Regions from separate parts of the Mus musculus genome. Here region 1 is linked to region 2. A link is a loop called in an ENCODE intact Hi-C map of the cell type or tissue named here. Cell type or tissue: heart. All regions are shown on one strand. Each heading gives the region's core, and the rest is flanking DNA. Links, peaks and the distances in the headings are about the cores only. Region 1 has its middle 11 kb from the start of Gm36732. Region 2 holds the start of Mrpl33 (mitochondrial ribosomal protein L33).

Region 1 (16,016 bases), core at 3,236-11,235, 580 kb before region 2:
CAAGTGTGAGAGAGTGTGTGTGCAAGTGTGTGTGTGTATGTGTGTGTGTGTGTGTGTGTGTGTGTGTTAGTTAGTTAGTTAGTTAGTTACTAAATGGAAGAAGCCAGTGGGAGAAGACTATGCATCATTGGGTTCTTAAACCATGAAGACAATGAAAAGATCAGTGGCTGTGTGTGCCAGTGCTGGGAGAAGGAATGACACTCAGGTCTTAGAGGACTTCTAAGGCAGAGAATCAATCAACCTTGAGATCCCATCAGTCTGGGTATGTGTCTGTGACAATCATTATGTTGGTAAATCATCATGTGCTATTTGAGCTTATCAGGAAGCTGGCTCTTAGCCTCCCTGCTTTAGAATCAAACATCTTTATCTCAAAGTGTCCTCCAAGTCCACCCCCATCCTAGAGCAGACTATCCCCTCCCCAACTCTGTAGCAGGAAAAATGAAAAACAGCAACAGATGAGGGTCTTAGAAACATTATGCTTCCCTGGGGAGTGGTTAATCACAGAAATATATATATATATATATATATATATATACATGTATACATATATATATATGTATATATATACAGAGAGAGAGAGAGAAGAAAAAGGAAGGAGAAAGAATTCTGGTAAATGTATAAGGAATCATAAATTAGTGACATACCTAAAGTTACATATATGTTGGTGTATAAATATTCATACATAGTTCAAATGGAATGTTCTTGTCTGTGCTAATAATGGTTCCCTGTAGAGCCACAGACTATCTAACAAAAACTCCAACACTAGGCATGCAAAGGCCCTGTTGGAGTTGTTGGCTAGGGTTGTCCAGGAGACTCCCAGAACATTACAGGCCACTGCATTACCCTATAGTTGCCTCCCAGAAGTGGATGTTAAGTCCCTATGGCTGAAGATGCCATGAACTTTGGACACAGGATCCAGAGAACCTGAGTTTGGTTTGACCTAAAATCCTCTTCCCTGGCAACTAGCTTTCATGGTACCAGAATGCACATGCAAGAATTTTTTATAGTGCGTTCAGATACTGATTTCTGTGCCCAAACATCTGGTTACAGTATGGCATGGCCAAGCATCTCCAGTCCTAAAGTTATGTGAAAATTGTTTTCCATCACCTCTGATTGGTTAATAAAGAGCTGAACAGCCAATTAGCTGGCCAGAGGAGAATAGGGTGAAACTTCTGATCCCAGTGAGAGGGTCCCAAGAAACCAGAGTACAAAGGACCAAGAGAAGAAGGTGTGAAGGTACCATATGGATCGACCAGGGGTATTCATCATTAGGTCCAGATGAGAAAGCAGCCCTGAGGACACACATGGATCAGAGAGAGCCAAGGCAAGACCAGATGGTAAGTAATGGAGCATTGGGCTGGGTACTGGCAGCCTAGACAGGTTAGAATGATCAGGATCTGTCCAGCTTAATGCTAGCAGCTTGTTAATAAAAATATGAGGTCTCTGTGTCTTTTATTCGGGAGCTAAAATAGGCTAGAGGAGGTGTGAAGATGCCCTGCAGTTATTTGAGAGGAAAAAGGGCACAAGGAAACCCCCAAGAGTTACTTTTACATCTAAAGGAAGGACGCAATCATCAGCCTTACCCAGCCATGACACCTATGAACCACAACAATGACCAGCGTGGCATCATCACCCTAAAGAAGCAAACAATGGCAGGCACACACACACACACACACACACACACACGCACACACACCTTGGTGGTGACCAACAGCTCTCGAACTGAGCTTATGGCCTGCTCACAAGAGGGAGATCATTCCTGGCACTAGATAAGTAGCCAATCATGGAGATTGAGAAGTCATGGACCTTGCAGCAGAACCTACAACTGACATTTTACCAAACCAGCAAAGTCCCTAACTACATTCTAAATATTTGTCCTTATATCCATAGGTGAGTGTAACTCTTAGCCCTCATCCAGGATGAAGACCATCACAGAATCAACAAACATCAAAATGCAGAGAGCAAGAGACTGTGCGGAGCCCAGTCCCAGCTGATGCATCTGCAACACAAGCTCTGTACCTACAGCTCTGGGATCCCTGCAGAGGAGGGGGCAGAAAAGTTGCAAGAGCTGGAGGAACGGGAGGTTTACGATAAGATTGTGTCTCCTAGAAATGTCAGGCCGGGCGGTGGTGGCGCACGCCTTTAATCCCAGCACTTGGGAGGCGGAGGCAGACAGATTTCTGAGTTCGAGGCCAGCCTGGTCTACAAAGGGAGTTCCAGGTCAGCCGGGCTACACAGAGAAACCCTGACTCAATAAATAAATAAATAAATGGAGAAACCCTGTCTCAATCAATCAATCAATCAATCAATCAATAAGAAATGTCAGAAGCTGTTCGAGGCCAGCCTGGTCTACAAAGTGAGTTCCAGGTCAGCCGGGGCTACACAGAGAAACCCTGTCTCAATAAATAAATAAATAAATAAATAAATAAATAAATAAGAAAGAAATGTCAGAAGCTGCGCCCATGAAGTCTCCCCAACACGGATGTTTAAGACCTGAACAATGATGACATCAATAGGTATGCTAACGGAGAGGATGCTCAGGAGAGGTGGAACATATCCACAAGGAACATTATTCAGAGCAGGTTGCATTTATATATTTAGGAAATTACACATAGACACATACAAATATACATGCATATACATATACCTGCATATACAAACATATGTATATATACACATGTCTATATGTGTATGTTTATATTTACTTACAATTGAAAAAGAGGTCATGAACTTGAGAGATAGGAAGGCAGTCCAGGGGAAGGGTTGGAGGGAGGAAAGGGAAAGAGTAAAATGTTGTAATTATAATTTTTGAAAATTATTAGAAACGCACCACGTCCCTGAGAACAGTTAGAAGACAAGCTGTCTCCTAGCTCTTGCTACGGTTTATTCGGTTACGTAAAGCTGCCGTGAGGATGGGAAGTCGGAAGCTCACTCACGGAGGGAACAATTGGATTCCAGCTTACAGTCTCAGAGTCCTCAGCTGGTTTCAACTGCATGTTGTAAGCACCACCTGATGTCCTGACGTTCCTCTCTACTGGCTGCTCACTGTTTTCTTACTCTTGCTTTTGCAATAACCCTGACAAACTCATTCACTGAACTCCACAACCCCAGCTCTCGCATACCACTCTCCAGACCACACAAAATACTGTCCTTAGAGTTTAGCGAAACTCAGAGAACAGATGTCAAGTTGAGCCCTAAGGTGTAGGCCTTTGGTGACCATGACACTCCCACGTGACTTCACTGGCTGTGACACATGCAATGCATATGCAGGGGAATGGAGATTTCGGGACCATCAGTACTTTGTAGTCAGTTTCTTGGGGCCTAAAACTGCTCTTTAAAAAGTAGTTTGGGCTGAAAAGATAGCCTGGTCAGTAACTGCTTGCCTTGCAAGCTCAGAGATTTGAGTCTGAGCCCTGCTCCCTCAAACCCATGTGGAAAAAGCTAGACATGGTGGTGAACGCTTTTATACCCACAGATGGGGATGCAGAGACAGGAGGAATCCCCGGTGTTTGCTGGCCAGGTAGCCTGGCCTACTTAACAAATTTCAGGTCAGTGAAAGTCACTAACTAACTAACGAACGAACTAATAACTAACTAACATAAATGTTCCCTCTGACACACATATACACGTATACACAGAGGCAGCGAGGGAGGAGGAAGGGACAGACAGAGACACAGAGACTAGAGAGACTACTAAAAGAACAAAGCAAAGGAGTCCCAGTGTACTTTTTACCAGCTACTCAGCACAGGGTTCAGAAAAATCTCTTCTCTTCAGGAGGGGCCCAGCCTCCAATCTTGTTAGCTTTTTAGGTGGATGATTCGGTCACCCTTAATCTGGGTCACCATGTAGGGCAGTTTGTAGCTAGAGTTCTCTGCATGGTGACTCAGCTAAATGCCACCTTCCTGGGTCTCCCTTGCTATCTTCCTTCTTCCACCCACTGTCTGGTCCAGAGTATCATTTTCTGCCTAGAAACACACCACTCTCTAAAACATGCTTGTTTCTGGGCTCCTGCAACTCACAGAATTGCCACAAAAGGCAGAGACTCTATCCCTAGGGCCTAGAACAGCAGGTGGCACAAAATCAAGGTAGGAGCTCAATAAATACTTGTTGACTGAATAACCCTGTTACTGGCCAGCTGTACCACCAAGGGTAAAGCAGTTAAACCTTCCTGGACCTCAATTTACTCATCTGTAAAATGGGCAATTATACTTAATAATTGCACTCTCTTGCCTCAATGCTCTGCGTGTCCTAGCCAGGATCAGAGTGACCTTGTTTTCTGACTCAAGGGCTTCTTGGGCCACAGGATGATTGGGAGGTGCTTACGAGTTGCACCTCCAGAGGCCTGGAGTTGCCACACCTTCCTGCCTGAGGGTCTTCAGCTCCAGAGGGAGGTGGGAATGTGTGCTGGTAGATGGGTGTTGTTGGGGGTTCCTTCCCTAGAATGGCATCTTCAAGAGGGCAGGCATCTTGGATTGCGCTGACTCCTATTGCCACATGTGTAGAATAGTGCCCAGCACCCAGCAGCCCTATAGATGGTTCTGGAATGAGTGAGGAACAGCTCATACCAGCCATGCATGTTTCTATTCCTGGCTAAGTGCTGTGTGGGATACAAACAGTACTAGTAGATCCCCTCCCACCCACAGAGCCCTCTGAGCTGTTTGCACTTGCCTCAGCTCCTTCGATCCTCATGACAAGTCCATGAGATAAGCGTCATTACATCCCATTATCCCCAATTCACAGATGAGATAACTGAGGCACAAAGGGTTCAAACTGCCCAGAGCCACATTGCAGGTGAATGGTAGAGGTTGAGCTCAAACCCAAGCTCTCAGACTCAAGACTGCAGGCGCCTGTGTGTGGCTGGCTGTGCAAGGCTCAAGTGTGAGTGTGTGTAGGCAGGAAGTCTTATGAGGAAGACTGAGGAAGGGGCAGGTGGGAGGAAGAAAGCAAAGCCGCCTGCTATGGTGTGGGGTTCTGGGCTGCTTTAGTGAGCAAAGACCAGGAAGAAGGTCCTCGAGAGGGGCCTGTGACCTCAGTAGGGAACATCTGCAGGAAGTACATGGCCTCAATAAGAATGCCACTCTCAGGCCCAGACAGGCCCAGCTCCTTGCAGCTTCCTCATGGGGCACAGATGCCAAAGATGTGGGCAAACAGGTTTGAGGAATACAAAACCAACTTGAAGCTTTCTCCTCTTCCTCAAACAAGGCACCCAGCCTGAGCCCTCTCTCCTAGACCATAAGAATTCTTTCTAAAGCTGTGCGTCCTCCTCTTGCCTTTGCTAAAGTCCTTACAAGCCTCTGAATCAAACCTACTTACTTACACACACTGTCCCAGCCACCCAGACTCTGCCCCCGAACCCTTGCCCCTGGAAGCCCATGATCTCTGTCAGTCCCTGACTCCTGTCTCTGCCTTTTGAGACCCATATGGGGACCCTATGAGTTCTGTCCTTCCTCTTTCTGTGTCCTGTCCCTGAGGCACCTTCATCTCCTGCTCGATGTCTGAGTTGGTCCTTCTACCCTGGCCTCAGTCACTGGCACCTTCCCTGTAATTGGCAGCTTCAGAGGGTGGGGCTCAAGGCTCTGTACCTGTACCAAACCCCACTTGCTTTTATGAGTGGCACAGCCGCTGGTCATCCTGCACTGATCCCTACCAGAGATCCCCGGGGGACCAGCAGCTTAGCAAAGGCCCTGAGGCTGTCCTACCAGAGGCCTGAGGTTGATGGGGTTAGAGGCCATGAGGAGGAGATGGGGGGCAGAATGTGAAGAGGAAGGCAGGGACAGAGGCTCACCCACACCTGCTGGCCACTCAGCAGGGCAAAGATCACCCCAGTTAGCACTGGGACACAGCTACTGGACAGGAGGACCACTACAAAAGCGGACACAAAAATGCCCTTATCTCAGTGAGAATGAAGTTTCCCTGTCTATCCCCTGTCCTGGCAAGGCCCCAAATTTCCAGAGGGAAGGTGTCTGGACCACTCACAGGCCAGACTGCTGGGTTTACTGCTCATGCCACATGACTGAGCCCCAGAAGCACCCACCTCAGTCCACCCAAAGACCAGATCCCCCCACTCCTGCTTTATCGATAGCTCTGGGTGCAGCTTATCCCATCCGAACAGCTGGAAATGGGCTCCCAGGATGCCGGCAACTCCTAAGAGAGGATAATAGTCAACCACTGACCACATTAGCCAGTGACTTCTTACTCTTTCATGCTCCTGCTAAGCACTTACATGTGTTGTGACTTGGTGACTTCACCAGGCAGTTCCCTGAGATGGTTCTGGAGGCTACCGCGAAATGGTTCTAAGCCTAGACGGGATAACCATATGCTCACCCAGCCTGGAATAGTCCCATCTTACGTCTGTTATCTCAGAATCAGTACTGACAGACTATCGTTCTCATGCTCACATTGGGTGACTGCTCATGGGCCCTGCTCAGAGACAGCATCATGTGGCTGTCCCTAGAGGAGCAACGGGGCCGGAAGAATCAGACACCAGAGGGCAGCAGTGAGCTGTGTTTGTCTGGCTTGTCTCTGGCAAGGCACTGGTCCCATGGTAGGATAGGTGGAGACTAGCTGAGGAAGTGCCCAGACAGCTTCCTTAGAGCTCCAGCTCTGTTCAGGCCTACTACAACCCAGCTGGGTCCATCTCTTCCATCTGCCCAACAGAGAGAGCCCAACTAAACATGAGAGTCCAGGAGGGAAGAGAGACACTAACTAGTCCCAGTCTACCCAGCCTGGCCAGCCTCCTGTCAGGCCCTACTGTGGGCTTCACAGTAGGCTTAGAACACTCTGACTTTGATGAAACATACAGCAGTTCCCACCATGGCACGTGGTTGGAGATGTTTTTAGCCTTACCAATTTTCTCTGTGTAGAGAGATGCCTCTCTCTGCAGTAGGCAGAGATGAGCATCAAGACACAAGGGGGCATCACTTAACGCAGATGACTGTTTTGGCAAAGAAGCAAGTCATTGTATAATAGAAGTCAGAGTGTCAGACAGAACCTCATTCAGACAGACAGACATCTATGCATATGGTAGAGAACAGACTGTCACTTGTTTGTCCAATATGGTTCCAGACGACAACTGTTGTCCTGACCCAATGATTACTAACATCCCACCTCTTGCGGTGTCCCAGTTTGGAGAATCGACTACACAGTGCTGCCTACGAGGCATCAACTATGTGCCAGGGTTGGTGGCAGACCTGGGGGATGGGGAGGGAGATGATGTCCCAACTGCCACTCTCCAGGACTCACTGTTGCTGCTTGAGGACACAGACTGGGAAAGGAATGGAGAAGGTGGGGATGGTCACACTGCTAGAGGTCCCCTCAAGAACCTGCCAAGAAACATCTATGGATAGATCTATCTTTCTTGGTTTATTCAGAATTTTTAATATTTTAATATTTTTCCAGCTTTATAAGCTGCTTTAAAAAAAACCCAAAACAATTCACTATGTAGCTCATAGCAATTCTCCTGCCTCAGGCTCCCAAACACTTGGTTTTTTTTTTTTTTTTTTTAATTGCATGTATCTATTTGTCTCTGTGTATGCTGGGCAAACAGGTGTATGTTCTCTACATTCTGTATAGGGGTACACCTACAGATGAAGGTCAGAGGGGCAACTTGTGGGAACTGGATCTCTCCTTCTACCATGTGGGTCTCTTGCTCAGATTCAGGTGGTCCAGCTTAGTGGTAAGTGCCATCATAGGCTGAGCCGTCTAGTCAACACAAGCTGGATCATTACAGGCGTGTGCTGTGCGCTGCTACAAGTGGTGCTAATCCATTTTCTGGTGTGTGTGTGTGTGTGTGTGTGTGTGTGTGTGTGTGTGTGTGTGTGCCTATCCTAGAACCAGGGATGCTTTCGAGGTGCAGGTGTCTTAATGCCAAATCCCTTACCAGCAAGCCCACAATCCACTCTTCCAAGCCCCTGCCTTGTCTGTAAGCCTCCTTCTGAGTTAGATCCTCTCTGTGTCCTGCTCAGTTAACTTGAGGGCACCCTCTGGTGGGCAGCAAAGTCTCCTTGTCCCTCCGCCAATGTTACAGGGGAACTTTGTCCTGCTTCTCAGCAGAGCATGGCCTGACCCCATCCCACGATATCCTGGGTGACTGCATGAAAACCCCAGAGCTCCCCAGCACTGGAGGAGTTTTGCCTTATTTAGACATGGTGCCCTGGAGGAAGGAGAAAGGGAAGGAGGGGGAGGGGATGGCAAGTAGATAGGCACGAAGGAGAAGGAAGGAGGCTGGAGGATTCTGAGAACTAAGGGTCATGATGACATCATCACGGGAGGGTTTTGCTGGGGTCAGTGGGTGAGGGCGGGGCCCAGTGGCTGGGGCTCACGGTGACTCATTTATAGGAATGGGCTTTGTGTCTGCCGCAGTCATTTATTTAGTAAGCCATTAATTGTTTCGACACTCGTTTATTGAGTTGTTATTATGCTTCAGGCCCAGGACTAGGCTTCAGAAGACAGAGATCACTGCCAGGGCTGGGAGCTCACGGCCCAAAGGGGAGAGGCGAGGCCACTGCTATGTGTGGGTGTGTGCAGGAGCAGAGGGTCCTGGGACAGGCATTTCAATGCATGGCAGACACAGAGACAACAGAGGGGCACCATTGGAGGAGATAGTGGCCAAGAAAGACTCCCATGGGAAGGAAGGTAGGGGAAGGGCTCTTAAGGTGCTGGAGGGGAGGAAGAAGAGGAGGAAAGGGAAGAGGAGGGGAGGAGAGGGGGTCGGGGAGGAAGAGTATGTAGTGGAAGGTTGGAAGAAGGGCTCAGGAGGCATAGGGAACTGACAGGCACCTGAGACACAATAACAATGGCTAGATTTATGCTTGTAGGCTAGTGACATGGCCTGACCTGTAATGGTACCTGCTGCCAAGCCTGCTGACCTGAGTTTGATCCCTAGGAAAGAGAAAAGTTATCCTTGAGTTCCACATGTGCTCTGTGGTATATGAGTGAGCATACACACACACACACACACACACACACACTCACATGGGCTGAGGAGAAAACAAACAAACAAATGTTTTTACATGCACAAGGAAAACAGAAATGTTCTTGGAGAGGGAATGTCCACAAGATTCTAAAGTAGGGGACCCTGGAGGTGTGGCTACATCCTTCGCATTTGGGTCTGGCTAGTATGACCTTGGCAGACTGGTCCTTGCTGTAGGTGATGGTTCATAGACTTAGCCACACCAGCTTCATCCTTCCTCAGAGATAGCTCAGTGTCTGCCCCGATAAATGGAAAAGGTGAACCTTAATGGAGGGCAGAGCTTGGCAGACCCCACAGTCAACAGCAGTAGAGTCAGAGTGACTGCAGTTTGTGGCCACCTGAAAACCCTCCTGTCACACCTGAGGATGCCCTGCTTGATGTCTGGACACAGCTCCTGAGTGGTCATTGCTAGTATCATGGGACATCCTTAATAATAGGCAAGCCCAAGTCACTCATTCGTGGCGAGCCTCGGTTCTCAGGCATGCCATCTGATTCCAGAGGTCCCTTTTCCCAAATGGGAGACGTCTGCTTCTGTGAAGAGACTGCCACACTTTGTCCCAGTCCTCCACGTCTCTGGGGAGATCACTGGGCTCCTCTTCTAGTAACCAGACCACAGGAGGCCATAGACTCCAGGAGGGACTTTCAGCCTTGAGATTTTTTTCTTCAAACAGGCCCCGGGTGTTACGGTGGCTTCTTCAGGGGTGTCCCCAGACCCTGTTCTTCCAGAAGTGTGAAGCCACCCCACCTGGCCTTGACCATCACTGCCCACTTCTTCCAGTCACTAAAGTCCCAAACATATTTGTGCTCCTCCTGCTACGATTAATTGGGGTCTATTTCAAGGGAAACTCAGTAGTCTGCCCACTTCTGATTCACACCCATTGAGCTCATCAAAACCAGAACAATTTGGTAATAGTAATAGCTTCTTGGTTTACTGGACGCCCTCTGGGATCTGTGAAAAAAAAAAAAATCTCCGTTCCTCAGAAACAGGAAGTTTCAACAGAAGGAAAGACAGTTGCAAAAATCAACAACATTTGAATTGTCTCTGCCTGTTGGAGAGGTGTGTGCGTTCAGTGTTCCAGTCCTCTGGTCAGCAAACAATCAGCACCTACTGTGTGCAGGGCTGGGAACACAGGGGATTTTAAAAGGAGAGCTTCTGTTTGGGGAGGGTTGCAGTGTCTCCCAGAAAACCATCTTGGGTGCAGAGGGGAGGGGCTGGGGCCTGGGGCCTGGGGCCTGGGGGACTGGCTGCAAACTCACACAACAGAAATTTACTTTATTGAAATTCTGGAGGCCTTCCGAGATTACAACCAGCCAACTTTCCCCTTGTCTTTCCCTTGTTGTTCCTCTGTTTGTGTCCAAATCACAAGCCGTGCGTGGTAGCTCACTCCTGTAATCCCAGCACTGAGGAGGCAAAAGTCAAATACCACAAGTCTGAGCCAGCCTGAGCTACATATAGTGAGTTCCAGGCCAGTCAGGGTTACACAGTGAGAGTTTGTTTAGAAAACCAACAATACAATAAAAGGATATTGGCCACATTGGAGTAGGTAATTATCTCTTTAAAGGCCTTTTCTCAGCTAGGCACATACCTGTAATCCCAGCACTCAGGTTGTTAGATATTTAGGGTCATCTTCACTTATATATTGAGCTTTAGTCTAGCCTGGGCTACATGAAACCCTGTCTCAAAACAAAAAAAACAAAAAACAACCCCCCCCAAAACCCAAATAAGTAAATAAATAAACCATAAATACAAAATAAATGGCCTTTCTCTAAATACTGTCATATTCAAAGGTCCTGGGGCCTTTGGTCGCAATATGTAAATCTGGAGGAATAAAGGCAATGACCCCCTGCCAAGTCTTTCTGTTTCATTAGTGTCTGCAGTTAGAATCCTGAATGAGGTCATCACAGGGCTTTCTATAGAAGAGTGGCAACGGCCACAAAGCCACCAGACCTGGGTTCCCATCTTGCTCCTTCACTTAAGTATCAAGACGATATAGCCCCAGTTCCCTCAGAAACATGAGGAAGATGACATCGGCATCACAGGCAACATAGGTGATGATCCATCCAGAAAGTTCTTTAGTGTAAGCGGCAGTGTCAAGCCCAGGACACAGAGAGTGCGCACAAGATGCAAGGTCTTTTCCTAAGCATGGTCTTCTCCTGGAGATTCTTCCCACAGGAAACTAAGGATGTTTCCTAAGACCTCTCTGGAGAGGAATCAGGTAGGAGGAAATCTAAGACGCAAAGATAAGTAAGATACCAGGTCCCCTGTCAGCTGACAGGGGACCTTAACCCCTCAAGCTGGGGGCGCTAAGACATTAGGGCACCTTGCAGACTATGGGCAGAATTACTAACCTTTATTTGACTCAGGATCTTCTGGTCCAGTGCTGTGTCCAAAGGACTCTAAGCTAGGTGTGGTGGTGGCTGCCTATAATTTCACAGTATTAGATTAAAAGCAGCAGAATTAAAAGCTCAAGGCCAGCCTTGGATGTTATAGGAGCCTGTCTGGAAAACCAGAGGACTGGGTGTGGGGATGGGGGGTGGGGAGGCCAGGGGGTGAGGGGGGGCAGAGTGACTCTATTTCAAAGGTCTGTCCTGAACTTGAAGCCCATCCACAATCACTCACTCTTGGGATTTCAAAGTATGACGGAAGAAACAGGGTCAGGTCCAGGTTGAGCCCAATTTGGAATCTCAGAGAGGAAAAGAAGCCAAAGTTGGCAGGGACTTCATGTCAGAGGAAATCTTCCTAGCCCATAGTGAGGCCGGACTGGGAAAGAAGGGCTCTGCTTTCGGATCCCAGCCTTGTATTTCCTGTTGATGGAGCACTGGGAAGCCTATAGGCCAAAGTGGGAATCAAATACTTGATAGCATGCGTTATCGTTACTAAGTCTGATCAGAGTCCACTGGCCCCTCTTCTGGCTAACACACTCCCTGGATACTGGGGGTGGGGTGAAGAGACAAGTCCTGGCAGCTTTGGATTCTGCTGTCCCTACACTGCCAGCTCGATGTGTAGCCGCCCACTTCAGAGCAGAGTCAGGGTGCATCTTTTCTTAAGAAGTGGAGCATTTCCTGTTTTGGAGGAGGAGGGATGGGGCTCTTCCTGGACCACATTGCCTCTTCAACCCCTCCACCCCCCCCCCACCACACCTCCCTCCCTGAGTTACTCACTCCTGGAAATAGGGCTGATGACATCGAGATGAGTCAGAGGCTCACGCGCGTCATGGCCCGACTGCTGGGAGGGTGAATGAGTTCAGTGCTCCCTAGACCACAGCCCTAGATGTGCACCAGGAGTCCAGGCAAGGCAACAGGCCTGGGGGCGGTGTACATGTCTGTACTTGTGTGTGTGTGTGTGTATACATGTGTGTATATGTGTGTGTGCGCGCAGTTGTGTGTGTACGTGTGTATATGTGTATGTGTGGCATGGCAGGAGGAGGCTAGCCTTTATTTAGCAATGAATTACATACAAGCCCTCATCCATTGCTCTCTCTTCCTAGCCCCTGAGTGATGCTAGCCTTTCTCAGCAACAGGTAACAACCCTAATGTCTTTCTAGGCAAGTAGGCTCAGAGGACTAACCCCTTGGAGAACTACCTGACTTCTTCTGACCAAATTACCCAGCTCTGCCCCAGCACAGTGAGGTATAGCAGCAGTCCTGAAACTGGTGGTCTAGCCTCAGCTTCTTTAGAAGGGCCCCTACCCCAGGGATTACCCTTGCAGGGATATGTATTCAGTGAGGGGGGGTGTGTTTATACTTTGAGGGATGCCCTAATTCACAGTGTCAGTCAAACACACACTTTAGGTCTGTTTTCCGTTTTCCATGTGTCGCATTTTGGAACATTTAGCGGACATAGGATCACTGCAAAGGAATGTATTAATTCAATGCATTTTGAAATGTCTCTTTAACATTCTTGGAGTTACAGTGCAAGCTGAGCATACTAATAGAGGCAAAACAACACGCAAGCTAGACTCTCCTGGCACTTGGTAAATAGGGCTGAAGTACCAGTTTCCCCATACCTAACATGGGTGTAGCCAGGGCACAAATGGTATGGAAAATAACACCAGGACCGTGAAGCAGGAGGCAGCCCCACCTCTGAGTTCTCTCTTTTACCCTCCCCAAACAGCCACTGCTCCAAACATTGCTCCTCACAGACCTTGAGGACTGCTGCTTGGACCCTTTAGGATTTCCTTCCAGTTGATCTAAACGAGAATGGAACGAAACCTCTCAGGATAGAGGGGTTAGAATTCAGAAGAATGCATTTTGATTTGGGTATGGGGCACACACCTGCGATCCTGGCACTTGGGAGGCTGAGGAGAGAGGATTATTGATTTGAAGTTGGCTTGAGCCACATAGTGAGATCCCCTCTTTCAAAATGAACTGATTGATGGCACTTTGATATCTCAGGCATGGGCTAGGACAGCAAAGAGAACGAGGATTCAACTCTCCAGGGCTCCCCTAGTGTCATGTCATTAGCTCCAGTGCAATCAGAGGGGACAGACTGTCCCCAGCTCACATTCTTCAGTGTCAGGCGGGGTTTACTAGGGATGTCCTACAGGGTGGGAAGAAACCGTGAGTAATCTACTCAGTGTATAAGAGGTAAAATTCTTTCCCCTGTAACCCAGTGAAGACTCCTGATGCTAGAAAAGTTAAACAAACAAACAACTCCATTGGTAGAGTCAGGATCCCTCATCTTTCTTTGTGTAAAACATGATTTTTCAGGGGTTCACTGGGGTGACCTGTCCATGTAAATTTCTGCTGGAATGGCCACTGTTTCTGCCCAATGAGCCTTCAGAACGTGGCATTCTCTGGGTTGAGCTTAGATCAATCATTCTGCTGCTTCGGGGCTATCCAGGTGGATGTGGGCCTTGGAGGCTGCTCCGTGCCAACCCCTGGGTCTCCCATCTCTTGAACTCTCCCACAATGTAGGCACAGACAGCTGTTCTGCCTCCAATCCTTCCCAGTTCCCTTATCTCCACACAGCATAGGAGAATTCTCTCCAGTCCCAGAAGAGTTCCTGTCTGGAGGACAAGAAAGCTACACTTCATCATGCTCTCGTCCAAATTTGTGCCCTAGCTGCCTTAAGAACTGAGGTTCTGAAAATCAAATCCAAGACAACCTTTCTTTGTTGAGCACCAGCCCTGAGCAAATAGCAGAGCAAGCACCAAGTAGATACTGAGGGGAAAGAGTCCCGGGTTCACAAAAACACTATCTGACTGGGAGCTCTGGCTTCCTGATTTAAGGCCTTTGGGAAAGCTGTAGGGGTCACACGACATATGCTCTTGACAGAAGACCAGACACGAGAATGGCGGGAACAGAGTGGAGGCTAGAGGTGGACCCTGGAGCATGCACACCACTGCTCATCAGCACAGGCACCAGTGTGCTTCTGTGAGCAAAGGAAAGTCCTTTTTAATTAAAGGCTGCTAGAGCAACTGGATATTTAAAGCTATTACCTCACCTCATATCCAAACATTGTTTTGAGATGGATGCAAAACTCTAAAGCTTGAAGTCTTCTCAATCTTTGTAGAAATAAAAAAGAAACATTGAAACCAGGGCCTCATGGATGCTGCACAAGTGTTCTACACAGAGTCAGGGCTGCTGACTCCTCATCTCGAGGCAGGATCTCACTGTTACCTAGGTTAGCCTGGACCGCACGCTATCCTTCAGGAAGAACTGGAGCATGCAATTCTCCTGCCTCAGTCTTTGCAGTAGCTAGGATTACAAATGTCTATTACCAGTCCTCAAAGAAGTCAAAAGTTTCTTAAATAGGCCCTGAAGAATCCAAATTAGTAAAAAAGAAATAAAAAATAATAAAGGCTGAGGTTGGGAGGAGGTACGAGAGATGACGCAATAAAATACTTGCCGCACAAGAATGAGGGTTGGAGTCTGGAGTACTCAGGGCAGGCATGGGGACAGAGGCTGGTAATTACTCTGCTGGAGAGGCAGAGGCAAGAGGATCCCCGAGCCACCCTGTCTGGCTAAATCCAAGGGCTTCAGGTTCCTTGAGAGACCTTGTCTCAAAGAATAATATGAAAAGTGATTAAGAAAGAGATCCAATGTTGACCTCTGACCTCCATGCACACACAGAGACATTCACACAGACATGTTCACACACACACACACACACACACACACACACACACACACACAAACACCAGAAAACCCACTGCTAAGTTGGATGCTATGAACATTTCTGCTTATCTCCAGCTTTACTGTTCAAACTAGGCCTTACTCTCTGGTCCAGACTGGCCTCAAATTCATTCTCCTCCTGTCTAAGCTCACTCAGGACCCAGCTCTCCCCATCCCAAGTCATATTTAAGCTGACATACTTTCATTCTTGTACAAGGTATGGGTTTCATAGAAATATTTTCATTAGAGTAAAAGAATGTGTGTGTGTGTGTGTGTGTGTGTGTGTGTGTGTGTGTGTGTGTGTGTGTTTTAAATCAAAAAGTCTTGTTGAGCTTGGTGAGGTGGCACTTCGGAGGCTGAGGCAGGAACATCATGAATTTGAGGCTCACCTGGGCTAAACAGTGAGTCCCAGGCCAGTCTGAACGATATAGAAGGACCCCTTTCTCAAAATAAAAGACACAGATAAGCAGGCAAACCAGTCTGAAAAAGGAACCACAAAACGCATGTCTGTTAAAATTCTCACGTCCAGCATATAGTAATGCTAACTGATTAATAATTCAAAGATCTAAACTAGGAAAGCGCACAAAGGAGAGGCAAATAGCCAGGTATGGCCACACATACCTGCAAAGCAGCACCAGGGAAGGTGAGACAGGAGGATTGTGAATTTGAAGACAGCTTAGGCTATATATAACACTGACATCCTGGTTTAAAAAAAAATATATATATATATAAAATTAAAGGAGAGTCTTTAGAAAAAAAATATATATATATATAAAATTAAAGGAGAGACTTTAAGAAGCATGTCATAAATGAAGATTACAAATTGCAGGTGAGCAAATGAACGTTGTTCAGCATCTCCGTGTTCACCAACAAGGTGTGAAGCAAATGTGGAGTGTCATTGCTAACATGGCTAAACTTAAGTTCAGCGA
Region 2 (16,016 bases), core at 4,059-12,058:
AATAAATATTAAAAAAAATATATATATATATATGGACCACTGTTCCCAAGGACACACATATACACAAACCAAAGCAGATGTTTTCTTTCTTTCCTGCTGCCTGCTAGCCTGTCACCACGAAAGCAGATTCTTCAGCACTGTCTAGAGCACTGTCCTATGGAGGCACAAGGAGCAGCCGAGGAACTCTTGCTCAAGCCTCGCAGTGGAAATGGCTTTCCTTATGTAAAACAACTTGGTTAGGTGATTGGTTTTTTACACTTCATATGACAGAATACCTCTAAGAGACAAGAGTATAGACTATTTTGATATTTTTTTATTAAGGCCTATAAAGCATCCAGGGAGATAAATATGTGGTCTCTGTGAAGGACTCTTTCGGCTCTGTCCCTTAGCCAACATCCCCCGAGGCCATGCTGGAACTTCCTCGTCTTCATTGCACACTGCAGAGTTCGAAACGGTGCCTCACCCTCGAGCTTCTCATTTAGGAATCAAATTCATTTTCAATCCACTACTCAGAGGGAACGGATTTTTTTCTGTTCCACAAAGAGAACTTTTTTGTTCACTGTGAAGCAAGAAAAAGGGATTGTAGGAGAAAAATAGGAACCATCATCATTTTTATTAAAATATACCCTGAGCCCTCTATCCTCTTCTGTCATTTTTTCCGTTTGACGTGAGGATAAGCGGATTTGCAAACCCAGCCTCTCCATCTCACAGGCCAGAGAAGACAAAAAGAAATGGGTAAGAAGCCAAGGGAGGGGTCACCAGCCAATCAGCAATATCCTTGACATGCTACGAAGTCATTACTTCTATCAGTGTGAGCTACTGAGGCAAACATGGCAAACATTGACTTGGATCCAATCTCATAATGGGTGCACAAGAACCAGCTGGGCACTGGGCAGTCAGAAGGGAAGCAAACCACAGAACCTCCACTGTCTAGAGATGGCCTCACACCCAAACAGGAATGGTGCAGATTGACAATGAGGTAGCATAGGAAAACTTCAGTATTGCAGATTTACTGAAAAAGCTACTGCCTTGGCAACAAAGTAGAGCAGGCAGCTTCGAAAGGAGACTTGCATAGATCCCTGAGTGCCCTATTATCTGCCATCAGCCTCCAGCCAAGAGACAGACAGACACACACGCACACACGCACACACACACACACACACGCACGCACACACACACACTCTCTCTCTCTCTCTCTCTCTCTCTCTCTTTCTCTCTCTACATGACCAGATTCTTCCTTGCCACAAAAACAAGACACCCAAAGGAAAGCTGGGAGGCCAAAGGACTGTGTGACCTCATAGCTCCTGACTGAACACACTTCAGCTTTGTGTTCTCTTCTACAATGAAAATGGATACACCCCACATTAAATTTCCAAGCCATGATTAAGAATTAATTAGCTAGGGCTGGTGAGATGGCTCAGTGGGTTAGAGCACCCGACTGCTCTTCTGAAGGTCCAGAGTTCAAATCCCAGCAACCACATGGTGGCTCACAACCATCCCTAACGAGATCTGACTCCCTCTTCTGGAGTGTCTGAAGACAGCTACAATGTACTTACATATAATAAATAAATAAATCTTTAAAAAAATATATAGTGTTTAAAAAAAAAAAAGAATTAGCTAAGAAGCTTATTTAAAATATACTGCTGTGGGCTGAAAAGATGGCTAGTTAAGAGCACTGGTTGCCTTTCAAAAAGACCCAGGTTTGGTTCACAGCACCTACAACTCAAGTTCCAGGGAATCTGACATCCTCTGCAAGCACCAGGCACACTTGTGTTACACAGACACAGCCAATTCACCCTTACTAATAAATAATGAAAGAAAAAAACATTAAATACTCTGCATTTCTCACCTCCATCCTACTTCCAGTTCAGCAGCAGGAATTCAACAATTTCTTAAAAATTCACTAGGTGGAATTCATGAGAATTTAAGAACCATTAACCACTCCAGAGAAATATACCACTAAATTAATAAAATATATTATATAAGGGGTGTTTTTCACATACTTGGAATCATGTAAGACATGAGAGAATGTTTTCATTCATTAAGAGGCAATCAGGAGTAATTTAATGACCACGTCCAGAATCTCTGGTTATTAGAGCAAGGCTTTTAAGCTGGTCAGCCTGCACACACCTTCAATCCCAGTGCTTGGGAGGCAGAGGAAAGCAGACCTCGGTGTGTGCGAGGCCAGACTGGTCTACATCTCAAGTTCCAGGCTAGATCGTGATACAGAGAGAGACCCTATCCCAAAACAAAACAACAAACAGAACAAGACTTTATGTATTAAAATACTTGTATCCTCTGCATTAATCCCTTTAATTAAGAATTTAGTATACCGAGTTGTGACAGGCACTGCAGAATTTACAAGGAAACCATGATTTCATACACCAGTGAGTCATAAGATGAGCATGAGAAAATCCAATAAAGCTCTTACGAACCTAGAAATCAGGCCAAATGTGGTGGCAAATGTTTGTAATCCTAGCACTCAGAAGGCAGAAGCAGGAGGATTTCAAGTTCATGGCCACATGGTAACACTCTGACCCCAAGCCCCCTCACACACACCCCAATAAAAACAGAAACTGGCTGGGCATGGGAGACCAAGGCAGGTGGGTCTCTGTGAGTCCCAAGCAAGCCAAGAACACACAGTGAGACCTGAGGCAAAATAAAAAGAAAAGAGAAAAAAGTCAGACTTCATGGAGAAGTCAAAGCGTGGTCCCTCAAGAACAACAACATTGAGATTTACTGAAACTGAAGCAGAGCTCGGGCTGCAGCGGTGGGCAGACAGCACCTGCCCACTGTGTGCCAAGCACCAGGTTTGATCCCAGTACTAAAAAACAAAGTGCATACGAATAGCTAAGAGGCAGACAGTGGAGCTCCGAATGCTGACTAGAGGAGAGAATCCAGACTGTTCTTTCTTAGGGTTTTTATCTGGTTTGTTTGTCTGGGGAGTGGGGCAGGGCGGGTTGGAAGTTCTAGGGATTGACTTAGAACTTTGTACAAATAAAACAAAGTCTTCCAGCACTTGGGAGGCAGAGGCAGGTGGATCTCTGAGTTCAAGGCCAGCCTGGTCTACAGAGTGAGTTCCAGGACAGCCAGGGCTACACAGAGAAACCCTGTCTTGAACACTGCCCCCCCCCAAAAAAAACCAAACAAACAAAATAAAAAAACAAAACCAAATACTCAACCACTGAGCCCTATCGCAGCCAAGGTTCTAGTTTTAAACAAGCATTAGGAAGGTATTCAAGCCACTTTCCTGGACAAGTGTAGCTACCATTCCTCATCAAAGACGCTGCACTTACAGCAAATGGAGACCATCACAGAAAACCACAACTGGACACAATACAGACATCAACAGATCATGGGAGCCCAGTCCCAACCGATACAGCTACAACACAGCTCCTACATCCGTGGTTCAAGGAACATCAAGGAAGAGGGGACAGAATGATTGTAAGAGCCAGAATACCAAGAAGTCTGATGAAAAGTCTGTCCTAGAAACAAGACCAAATAACAGAAGTATCAGTGGACATGCTAACACGGAAGGGGGAAATCTCATGAAGATTTTCTCACTCTAGACAAAGAGCTACACACAGATAATGACTGCTGGGAGAGCTAGCCTCTCCCAGGGATAAGTCCCTTATTGACTGTCCAATGCAGGGCAGTCAGCCCTGATGTGCAAATATATACCCACACACATGACAATAATCAAAGAAAAGAGGCTATCAGCTTGGAGAGGACATCAGAGGGGTTCAATGGAGAGTGGCTGAGACAAGCTGGAGGGTGGAGGGAAGGTGAATTCAATTTAAAATGTATTAAGAACAAAAAGCTAGAATCAAGAACATAAAATTGGCCAGCGTGGTGGTGCACAACTTTAATCCCAGCACTCAGGAGGCAGAGGCAGGCGGATTTCTGAGTGCAAGGCCAGCCTGGTCTACAAAGCAAGTTCCAGGACAGCCAGGGCTACACAGAGAAACCCTGTCTCGAAAACCAAAAAAAAAAAAAAAAAAAAAAAAAGAACATAAAATTGGCCCCAAGTACTAGAGCTGGGTTGTAACACTGACTCCGAGGAGTTAGGAATGCGGCTCAATATTAATATTAAAGGGTGCTTATGTTTCTGGGTCCAAAACCCAGCCGAGGGAAGGAAGGAGTATGGTTCCACTATGCATCAGCCCTGAGCCCCTCTCCTGTTTCTTTCCTGGTGTGAAGATAACCATTCCCTCAAAGCAGTTGCCAGATAAAGTGAGCACTCATGTGAGCTGAGCTGAAATGACACACTGCTATCCACAACACTAAACATAATGTAATTTTCAGTCAAAATATTTGCTGTTTAATTCATAGAAGAATGAATCTGTCAAGTTCTTTCCCTACAGCTAACCTAAATCTATTCTGTTCCAATTAAAGTCTGTATTGCCTTGTTTAGTGATCCACAGAATTAAAACTGACAAGTTTTCGTTCTCTTTATGATAAACAAGATTTAATACTCTCATGCCCCAGCCTTTAATCCTTCCTCCTTGGCATCTAGTTTTCTATGAGGAAAACAAGTCTAAAGATAGAGGTGGGGCTGAAGAGGTGCCTCAAGGAATAAGAGTACCTGTTCAGGGGACCCAGACTCAGCTTCCCACAGCCACACAGTGGTTCACAACCATCCATAGCTTCTCAGGAGCAACACAAGCAACACAGGTGCACATGCAGACATGCAGGCCAAACACTCACAGAGAAAATGGAGACTACTTGCAGACGCAGCCGGTTGTTGCCTCAGAGCAGTCTGTGAAACGCTCAACTGACTAGGAATCCTTCTGTATTTCATCTCTGATTTGCTTCATAAGAACTAACATTATCCTCCAACTAATGCTACTCACTGCAATAAAATGGTGGGGATGGGCCAGACTCTCTGGAACCCTGAGCAAGGCCAGCCCCAAGGTAAACATCTTCATCTTCACGGCAAGTCTATGGGACGTCCCACAGAACAGAAGGAAGCAGGTATCCCCTACCACAGGGCATTCTCTTCTTCAAAAAAGTCATTTGCTACCAACATTTCTTATTAGAAAACCTAGCTATGTACAGGAAGCCAACATATGAACTTGTGATCTAAGACGCTCATGGTGCATTCTTTCCCAGTGTCACGAAACTGACAACTGTAATCCTAACTTCTCAAAAGCTAAGGATGAAATTCCAGCATATTTAAACTATCACAGCTCATCTAGCAAACACTTACCAATGCTGGTGGCTTCCTAAAAGTCAACTCTAAAGAAGCTGAATGAAATAGCAGTAAAATATTACTATATTAGAATTAGTATAATTCTCTGCACTTTTTTTAACCAGTTAATACAAGGAAATCAGAAGGAATGAGAACACCAATCCAGTATCAAACCTCTTCATTCTAGTAATTTCTCCAGCATACAGGAATCTTCCTGAAATTTAGAGTTCTGGTCTTCACGACTAAGACTAGAATTCCCTTTTTATTACAGTAATAAATGGTCAGAAATATGGATATCATAAAAACAGCAGGGAATTTTATTTCTATAACAAAATGGAATTTGAACAATTTTAAGCTGACAACTGGGCTTGAGATTTTTTAATGCCTCTTCATGATAATTCTGCCTTTATCTTACTAGGAGGCAACTAAAGTGGGCAGAAAAACTAAAGCCCCAAACTCTAAAATAAAACACCCGGCAGCTTATTTTGCCAAGCCCATAAATTCTAGGGAAGGGTGGATCTCCACCAACATTGGCTGGGTTTGTGAGGAGACACCTAGCCTCTGGAACCTGTCTCTGTTTAGTTTGCTGTATTTACTTATTGTGCGTGTATGCGGGAGAGACACATGTGTGTGGGTCAGAGAACAACCTGCAGGCCATTATTCTCTCCTACTATGTAGGCCACAATGATGGCACTCAGGTCACCAGATTCACTGGCCTTAATCCACCGAGCCATCTCATCAGCCCAAGTATGTCTGTCTCCTAGACAAACTTAAAGTTACCATTTATTATGGCATTTTTGGTAGATATCATGATAGAAAATGTACCAACACATGTTCTCTATTTGTTTAACTCATACCTGAACCCTGTGACTTGCCACTGTTAGGCCATGCCCTCCCCTTCGCAGATGACTGCCTATTCTTCAGATAGCTGAATTCCTCCCTTCATGAACTAACCCTTCTTAGAGGCTCTGCCTGACTATCCCAGCTCAAGTCCATCTCCCCGTGGCCCGATGGGTTTGCTCATAGCACTTACTTACCACGATGTCACATCTTCCCTCCCTCTCAAAGCTCTTGTGTCCTGGTGTACCCACACCTGGCATAGCAGCTAGCTAGCACCACAGTAACATTCAGCACATATCCCTAAGTGAATGGCACGATTCCAAGGGGGCCACAAAATCCCCAGAGACATTCATTTGAAAAGGAGACAGAAGGTCCTGAGAACATGAGCTGCCGTGATGTCACTTCTCTGAGCCTTACCTATTGGATCATAGTGCAGAAGGCTCAGCTTCTCTCGGAGTCGGCTTCTCTTGTGGTTGAAGGAGAAACCTGTCCCAGCTTGGCTCACTAGTTTCACCAGGATAGTTCTAAGATCAAAAAAATGCACTGTCACAAGCTCAAAACACATTAGGTAGGCCGCCAAGAACACACAGCACACTTTGCTATGGAGTCATAGTGGCCCTAAGAGGGGTCCATGCCATGACAGTCTACATTTCCCATTAAACTATTTCAACGGCTCTTGACCTACAGTGACTCCGTGACAACCTTGCCAAAACAGCGGCAGTGAGGAAGCCAAATCAGAGAATCAGCCTCTGAGGGCATCTCTCATGAGGAGCAGACATCTGGTGGGAGAATATATAGGGTGACAGTAGTCACAGCTACATACAGTAAGGCAACCCTGAAGATGGCTGCCTAAGGAGAGCCAATCTTCCAAAAAGACTGATAGCAAGAAGGGACAAAATAGATCTCAAGTTTTACATCACTGATGCACAGGCCCTGGGCACCTTTGTATCTCATTTAGCCATCCAAACCAGCAAACTTATCATTTATCTCCCTGACCTTTGAATACCTGTGCTGTTACTTTCTCGTATGTGTGTGTCATCTTTGCCTCCCCACATAAGCCATTCGTCATGCCATTACACATCTGAAGCACTTGAAACCACAATCGGGCATGGAGGCTCACATCTATAATTTCAGCACTCTGAAGGCTGAGACAGGAGGATCAACCTGGACCACAGACTGAGATCCTGTCTCAAAACAAAATAAAGCCAAGAAGGCCACATTACTCCTCAAACAATGCCCCTGAAGACTACAGTATTTGTTGATGGAACAAGAAAGACAATGATGCTAGGTATGGTGGTACAGGCCAATAACCCTAACCACTTAGGAGGCTGGAGCAGGAAGTTCACAAGTTCAAGGCCAACCTGGGCAACTCATTGAGTCTGAAAACTTAGAAAAACAAATATGAGGCTGAACAGAATTCAGGAAGAGAGCTTGTGCCCAGCATGGGCCTAGGTTCAATGCCCAGTACTGGAGGGGAGAGAGGGTTATATAATTAACATAATTATCCATTCAGTCACACGGATTCAACAAGTCTCTATGGGGTACTTACTCTGTGAGGAGCCCTACAAGACACTAAGTCTGTGCCTCCTAGGGCTGAAATTATGGAACAGATGGACTGGCCCATAGGCAAGGCACAGGTCTAGCCTCTCAGTTCCAGCTGCCTAACGCTTAGCTCTGCAATCTTTCTAGTGCTTGGACTGACTTCTATAAACAGGCTCTAGGTTTCCATCAAATCAGAGCTCATCTGTAGATTCCTGCAGAAGACTCAGGCAAATGGCTCTGGTTAGGTAGAGCCAAACAGATCACCAGCCTGATGCTTGCTTTAGGAGCAAAGCAATGAACTAATAGATTCTGAGGTGAGACCAGAAGCAAAGTTCCTTTACACAAAGGCTGTGAATACTCCCTGGGACAGAAGGGAGACAGCACAGTCCTCAACTTACATCCTCAGTTTACCCAGTGCAAATGCACTGCTTTGCAAGAGGCCACATTTCCCACTGTGCTCTCTTCCCCAGTTAGTAACGGGTACCTCGGCTTCCTACCAGCCACAAAGGGAAGAGGAAGCAGGGTTGCTAAGCGACATGATCTGTGGTTTTGGTATATCAGATGCATTCTCAGCTTATGTATCTGCAACCCAGGATCGAACTGTCAATGGTAGCACCATCAAAGGACTTTTCCCCCAAGGTGCTCACATCAACAAAATAATTAACCAAATAAATAACCCCAGATCAACTCTTGGGAGATCAAACCCAAACACTGGGCCAATAAAACAAAAACCTTACTTACTTTGACTTGCTCTTGGCAACTTGTGTGTGTAAAGGTTGGAAGAAAGAAAAAAGATAAGGTTGTTATTTTTTTCATTCGAAGTGCTTATCAACATTAGTTGTAACCAAAAACACTTTAAAAGTATTCCCCACTTTACACTAAAATAACTTTTTCCTGGTGTGAGTCTGGCCCACACAATTATGAATGTTTTGTTGTTGTTGTTGTCTTGGTATAATCAACAGTTGTCTGCCATCTTAACATCGTTCTAAGTAATATCTGCTCTATCCCCACCCTTCTATAGTGTAAATATTTGTACTGCAACACAGCTCTTGTTTGAACTTTACAGACTGCAGCAAAGTCGCCTGAGATGCTAACTCTAATCAGGATGTCAGCCAGGAGCCAGGCAGCGGGGTAATACCACAGCGGCCAGTAGACATTCTTCGGACACCCCTGCAGAGGGCGACGGGGCTCCCGCCGCCTTCTCACCAGACCCGGAGGCGCGCCGCGGGGTGGCAGCCGCCGCGCCAGGTCCTCCACCCCTCCGGGCTCCACCTCGGGACCTGCGGGTCACCGCCTCGGCTCCACGCCGCAGGCCCTGCCGCCGCCTCAGACCGACTTACAAGAGACAGCGGAGAGCAGCATGGTCCACCGATTCTCACCGAGACCCGCCTAAAGAGCTCAACGACTACTTCCGGGGCATGCGCGGGTTCCGGTAGAAGGCTCAGGAAGTGGACAGAAGCCACGCCCTCCCCTGAAGTTCGGGCAGTCTCTGACTCAGTGATTTATTGGTAGTGAATTTTGTGGTATTATGGGAAGGACCCCCCCTCCATACAAAAGATAATACTGCCAAATATCACAATACCCAGATCTGCCTGGCTCCAAAACATGTAGCCTTTCCCAAGAGACACTGATCTATCTTTTTTTTTTTTTAATTTTATTATATATTTTCTTTATATACATTTCAAATGCTAGCCCGAAAGTTCCCTATATGCTCCCCTACCCACCCTGTACTGGGGCATATAAAGTTTGCAATACCAAGGGGCCTCTCTTCCCAGTGATGGCCGACTAGGCCATCTTCTGATACATATGCAGCTAGAGATACGAGCTCTGGGGGTACTGGTTAGTTCATAGTGTTGTTCCACCTATAGGGTTGCAGACCCCTTCAGCTCCTTGGGTGCTTTCTCTAGCTTCTCCATTGGGGGCCCTATGTTCCATCTTATAGATGACTATGAGCATCCACTTCTGTATTTGCCAGGCACTGGCATAGCCTCATACGAGACAGCTATACCAGGGTCCCTTCAGCAAAATCTTTCTGGCATATGCAATAGTGTCTGGGTTTGATGGCTGATTATGGGATGGATCCCCGGGTGGGGTAGTCTCTGGATATTGTACTCTGATCTACCATTTGCCCAGCAATATTTTTATGCCTGTGCAAGAAGTCCTAACTCCACCACCAGGGACCTCACTGGTAACTTCATCTCCCAATTAATAATCAGGATTTTATTATTTTTGCTGTTGTTTTGCTTAATTTGTGTGTTTATAATGACTCTCCCTATATTATAATTTATTTTTACGCCTGAGTGTTTTGCTTGCTTGTATATTTGTGTACCACTTGTGTGCCTGGTACCTGAGAAGTTTAGCATCATGCTTCAAATCTGGAACCAGAGTGTTATGATAGTTGTGAGCCACCATGTGGGTACTGGAAAGCAAACCCTACTCCCATACAAGAGCAACAAATATTCATAGTGGCTAAGCAATCCTCTCTGGCCTGTTGTTGTTGTTGTTGTTGTTGTTGTTGTTGTTGTTGTTGTTGTCTTAAGTGATCTTCTCAGCAATGCTGTATTTCCATTTCCATGTGAGGAATCCAAGGATAAGAATAACTAACTTGGCCAAGGCTGTTCCAGTTATTAGTGGAAAGTCTAGGTCTTGAATCCAAATCTTCAAAATCTGGAGGTCATATTTTAAATTTTCAAATATGGCAGGCATGTACTTAGTGCTAGTCTAGCTAAATCAGAGAGTTCCAGGTTCAGTAAAGATCCTATCTCCAAAAAAATTAAATAGGGTAGAGAGAAAGCAACATTGGCCTGTCCTCCACACATGCACATATGTTCATGTGTGCCAGTTCACATGTACACACATATAACACAGGAACACAAAAAAGATACCATGTCTCTTGAATGCTTGAATGGAGTGTGAAGGAGGCAATTACTTTCTCCTCCCATTAGGTACATCTGCCTGTTATTTACACCTAACACAGTGCTGGCAGCTGGTGACTTGATTAAGATGTTACTGATACAGATGTAATTCCAGATTTAGTTTTTCTTTCCACCTGAACTTAGCCCTCTATGCCTTATAAAGTGCAGAGCAGCAAAGGCAGCCAGAAAGGAAAGGTGCAGTTAGTTAGGTAAGGAGAACAAGTACAGCCTTTGTGGAAGCTGGAGTTGGGGAGGGAAGAGAGGACACCACTGTTTAACCCGGATCTCCACCCAGAGAGTGGATGGCGGGAGTGAGAACCCACACCTCATCCTAGGTGCACCTGCCTCGTGTTGGCAGACACGCACTTAGTGATGGGATTTGGACCTCTCTATGCTGGGAGGTCCCTGACAGCACACTATCCAGTCCACTGTCACACATACGCCCTGCCTGACTCAAAGTTGGGGAATAAAGCTGTTGTTCTTGTCCACAAGATCAGTGGTGTTAGCTCCCTAACCTATCCCTCAGACCAGGGAACATGGGTACTGGTAGAAGGGAGACCCCACAGGAGAAGATTGAGTTTTCCGAAAAGTGATGGTACTTGCTCAGTTGCCTCCAGGCAGACCAAGGCAATTTCAAAATCAAATCTCAACAATTTAGTATTAGAGCAAAGAGCACCTTGGAGAATAAGACTGAAAGCTGGGCTTATGCCCTGGGTTCAGTCTCCAGGGAATAGGCATCCTTAGGTTGGCAGTTAATATGCCCCCATCATTCAACCCTGCCATCATGACTCGGCCCCATGCCTTTTCACTGAGGTCTACTACAAGGCAATACCATTAGAAAGCATTTCCTGACCTGTATGCCCCATCTCACCCCACACTTCCCTCACTGTCCCCTCAGAGCAGCCAGTAGACTTCTCTGTGGTGCTTTAATCACTGGCCTTCCCCCGCCCCAAAACAGAACCATGGAGTTCAGTTTGTCCAGGCCAGGAGGTGTGCCCTGGGCTGTGGTTGATATGCCCAGTGCCACTCTATGAAAGAAAATGGATGTTCTGTTTCCCAGAAGCTAACAGTTGCCAAGAGCTTTTTGGTTGGAGGTGGGACTTGGTGCCTACTTCCCCTTCTTGCAGAGACTATGACAGCAAGCACAAGATCTGCACAAGTTCAAGCTAGGCAAAATTCCCTTAGAGCAGAGGTTCTCAAACTTCATAATGGTGGGACCCTTTCAGACAGTGCCTAATGTTGTGGTGAGCCCCAGTCATAAAAATATTTCATTGCTACTTCACAACTGTAGTTTTGCTACTGTTAAGAATTGTAATGTAAATATCTGATATACAGGATATCTGATATTTGGCCCCCAATGGGAGTTGAGAACCATTGCCCTAGAGGGTCTGAGGTATGGGAAAAATTGAACCGTACTAAGTGGGATCCATGACTTCTGGGTTGACTAGTAGGCCCTGAGTTGCAGGTGTGGCCATGGAATTCGTTTTGCGTGATGATCTGCTTCCTCTGGGAAAGCAGAGGAGCGGAGAACGTGGCTAACTTGAAATAAATGAGGAAGTCTTGAGCAATAACCAAAGAGAAAGGTGCACACCTACATTCCAGAAGGCTCTAGGCCTCTTAACAGACGCCCAAGACCGAAGACCCAAACCAGGAAGCTTAGTTGCTACCAGAAAGATTAATGGAGGCCCTGCTAACAACACCCTTCCCGCCCACACATTTCACACTCTGCTGGAAAGACCCTGACAGGAGCAGGCTTGGGAAAGTCAAAACATTCGGTCTGATTGGTGGGTGACAGACGGGAGAAAAGTGTAGGTGCTAAAGTCAAGCATCTGAAAGGGTGTGGGGGGCTGGGGGCCGATGGGCTGAAACCCAGCTGGAGGAGGCAAAAGGTGCAGACTGGTCAGAGACAGGCATTCCTGCACTGGGTGGGAAGCTGGACTGCAGGGCAGCTGCCACAGAGGCATCCGGTGGGAAAGAACAGCACAGAGCCAGCTGCCTTTCACCAGCCAGAGACTCCCCAGAGCTCACGGTTTTTGAGGGTAGGAAGTGTGGGGGTTTTGGTGGCTTTTTGTTTGTTTTGTTTTGTTTTTTTCTCTTTTGGTTTCTGTTAGTTTAGTTGGTTGGTTAGCTTTATTTGTTGATTGATTAATTGGTTGGTTGGTTTGTTGGTTGGTTGGTTGGTTGGATGGTGGGTGGTTGGTTGGTTTATTGAGATAGGGTCTCACTAGGTATATTTGGTTGGCTTGGAGTTTTCTATGGAGGCCAGACTGGCCTTCAACTCACAGAGATTCTCCTGCCTCTGCCAAGGCGTAGTGGGATTACAAATGCCTTTGCCTACAGAGACATCTCATAGTTCCAGTTTGACAGGCCTTAGTTTTGTTTTGCTTTGTTTTGATTTTGGAGGGAGGATGTTGTTGTTGCTTTTGTTTTTGTTTGTTTGTTTGTTTTTGTTTTATTTTGTTGCTGGGGGGTGTTTTCTTTTGTTGTTTTTGTTGTTGTACAGAGGTCTCCATTGGCTGGTCAACAAGCCCTAGGCATCCCCCTGTCTCCTACTCCACAGAATAGGGTTTACAAGTGCACACCACCATGTCTGCTGCTTTTTATACTGTTCTTACTGCCTTCCTCCTGGATACTTGACTTGGCACATTGTGCCAGTTCAATCTGAGAGAACTGAAACGGGGCTCTAATTCTTCCGAATGCTTTCCAGGAGAGATCTCTAAACTGATTTTCCTGCCTCTACCTCCTGCCAGTGCCAGAAGCAGTAGCAGAAGCAGAAGCAGCATTTGAGAACTATCTAGCAATGCAGATTTCAGGCTCCGTGGTGACTTCTGTAATCACAATCTGCATTTTAACAAGATCCCTCGATGATCTGAAAGCACTGAAGTTCAAGAGGCAACGTTCTAGAAGGAGTGGCTTACTGACCTGGTAACAAAGGTTGACCTCAGGAAGTGAGCACAGGCTCATGTTCAGAACAGAGTATAAGACAGATGGGGATAGAGGTTTTCTCTGTTTTAGTTACTGTTGTATTTCAGGGCCTAACAGAGTACCTGGTATATAACAGTTGCTCAGTGAATACTCCTTAAGTAAATGGACAAGTTAAGGGTCATTTTTATGGCCCAGAACATGAGGCCACTATGGGGCCAGCCACTACCATGACTCGATGACTTCTGAGGCAAAAGTCTTTCTAGTCTCCCACCTAAGTCAAGCATGGTCCTAATGTCAGCACAGAACAGGACTCCTAAGCAGTTAACGGGTCTCATCTGGGGAGGTTAAGAGAGTGACCATGAAGCAAACAGCCAAACAGGCAGATCTCCTATAAGGGCCGGAGGTAAGCCAGTGAAGAGTAGGAATGGTGCAGGCAGAGAAGCCTCAGGTCCAGAACAAAGCAGCTCATCTGTAGATTGGCTCCTGGACGCCGCCGCAAACATGCTTACAGTATAAAAGAATACACTTAGCCTCCACTCTGGCATGCCTTTCTTTCCTGCATTCAGAGTAGATAGACATCAAGGCCTGGAGATACAGTTCGTTTTGTAGAGTACTTGTCTAGAATCCCAGTAAACTGGGCATGGAGACCGAGCTATAACTCCAGCCCTGCAGAGGTAAAGGCAAAAAAGCAAAGGGCTCAGAAATTCAAGGCCAACTTTTTATACAGAAAATTCAGGACCAGCCTGGGACACATGAAACAGTTTTTTTAAAAGAAGATGTCAGTATGACATTTCCCATGGCTTCTGGATTAAGTCCAAATTCCACTGTTGGACAAATGTTAAATCTCAGAGAACACAGCATATGTTAGTAACCGACCTTAGAGGATTGAACGGAACAATAACTAATTTTTGAAGTGATTGTTCTTGGACCTTAGGGTGCCAATCTAGAAAAGAAAGGGTTGCTGTGTTTCCTATATGCTCATATTATCAAGACTTCCTAGAAAATCGTGACAGGAAAAGCTGGGAGATGTATTCCATTTTCATCACGTTCTACTCAAAATGCAGGCTCCTTCATTCTAATGGTTATTTTAATACTCTATGCACAGGGGAGGCCTTTTTTTGTACTTGTGTGCGCATGTATGATGTGCTGTGGCGTGCATGTGGTATACATACGGAGGACAACTTTGGGGAGTCACTCTCTGCTTCCACCTTGTTGAGGCAGGGTCTCTCTAGATGCTCCTCCCCTGCTGAGATTGCTGGCTCTGGAGCAGTGCTTCTCAACCTATGGGTGGTAGTGACCCCTTTGGGGGTCAAACACTTTCACAGGGTTGCCTTAGACCATCAGAAAACACAGATATTTACATAATAATTCCTAATGGTAGTAAAATTACAGTCATGAAGTAGCAATGAAATAATTTTAGGTTGGGGGTCAGCACAACATGAGGAACTGTGTTAGAGGGCTGAAGCATCAGGAAGGCTGAGAGCTGCCCTGGAGCTTGGAACCGTCCTCCTGTCTCTGCCTTCCATCTTGCTGTAGGGATGCGAGATTAAAGATCCATGCCACCACATTAGGCTTCTTTTTTTCCAAGGGTGTTCCTTGGGGATGAAACTCAAGTTGTCAGGCTTGCCCCCTTGTGTGCTTGTTTTTCTACAGAGCCATGTCAGAGGCCTGAGAAGATCTCCCACCACCACCACAGGCCAGGATTTCTCTGTATACCCCTGGCTGTCCTGGAACTTGCTCTGTAGACCAGGCTGGCTTCAAATTCAGAGACTCACTTGCTTCTGCCTCCAAGTGCTGGGGTCAAAGGCTTGTGCCCCCATATCTGTCTTACTTATATTTGGCTTATTTTCTACTCAATGCAATGATTTTTGTTGATGATGATGTTGTTTTCTAAGAGTGTTTCTTTGTGTCCCGGAACTTCTCACGTAGACCAGGCAGACCTCTAACTCACAGTGATCCCCCTGTCTCTGCTTTCCAGTTCCTGGATTAAAGCTGTGTGCTAGCTACCACACCTGGTGAGAAGATGCCTTTTAAGGTTGTCTCTTTTTCTTCATTTCCATAGTGGACAGAGGTAACACAATTGTACTTTCCCAAGGACGTGTCTACCTCTGCACTGAGCCGAATTCCATGTTTAAGATCAAATGAAGTGTTCAGGGACTAGCAAGGTGGCTCAGCAGGTAAAAGTGCTTGCCTCCAAACCTGACAACCTGAGTTTGAACCCCAGTATCCACACGGTAGAAAGAACTGGCTCCCACAAATTATCCTGTGATCCCCACACAGGTAGTATGGGATGGTGCATCCACACATAGAATCTCTCATATGTACACAATAAATCAGTAAATAAATGCAATAAGAAGACAGACAGCAGCTAAAGAAGACTCTCAACATCTACCTGTGCCCTTGTGTGCACATTTGCATACAAACACCCTGTGGCACTCACAGATTACCTAGCTGAACGGAATACGAAGTTCTCATTACTCATTCTTCTTATTGACATAACCCCGGCCTTATTTCGTTTTGTTTCGTTTTTCGGTTTTTCAAGATAGGGTTTTCTCTGTATAGCCCTGGCTGTCCTGGAGCGCACTTTGTAGATCAGGCTGGCC

What was found. Peaks named below come from ENCODE experiments on the same cell type or tissue, not always from the same donor. Only the 100,000 strongest peaks of a DNase experiment are listed, where the experiment ranks them.
Region 1: a loop joins it to region 2, with 2.8 times the contacts of the local background. A loop is called at or near these places in 4 of 42 quality-filtered maps.

Annotation. Positions count from the first base shown.
Region 1 is chr5:32,188,387-32,204,402 of GRCm38, reverse strand. No RefSeq gene overlaps it. Among named protein-coding and RNA genes, the nearest start is that of Gm36732, 11 kb to the right of the region's middle. In heart, for the core only: a CTCF peak has its summit at 6,480 (motif pointing right); DNase peaks (open chromatin) are centred at 6,492 and 8,162; H3K27ac peaks cover 1,054 bases.
Region 2 is chr5:31,606,920-31,622,935 of GRCm38, reverse strand. Mrpl33 (mitochondrial ribosomal protein L33) reads right to left here and starts at 8,985. Exons shown (of 4, transcript NM_025796.3): 1 at 8,914-8,985; 2 at 8,315-8,333; 3 at 6,449-6,555; 4 at 292-559. The coding sequence starts at 8,935. The coding sequence ends at 510. The region is part of intron 2 of Gm38424 (a long non-coding RNA gene); the gene reads right to left. In heart, for the core only: a CTCF peak has its summit at 8,755 (motif pointing right); a DNase peak (open chromatin) is centred at 8,895; H3K4me3 peaks cover 1,466 bases; H3K27ac peaks cover 1,676 bases.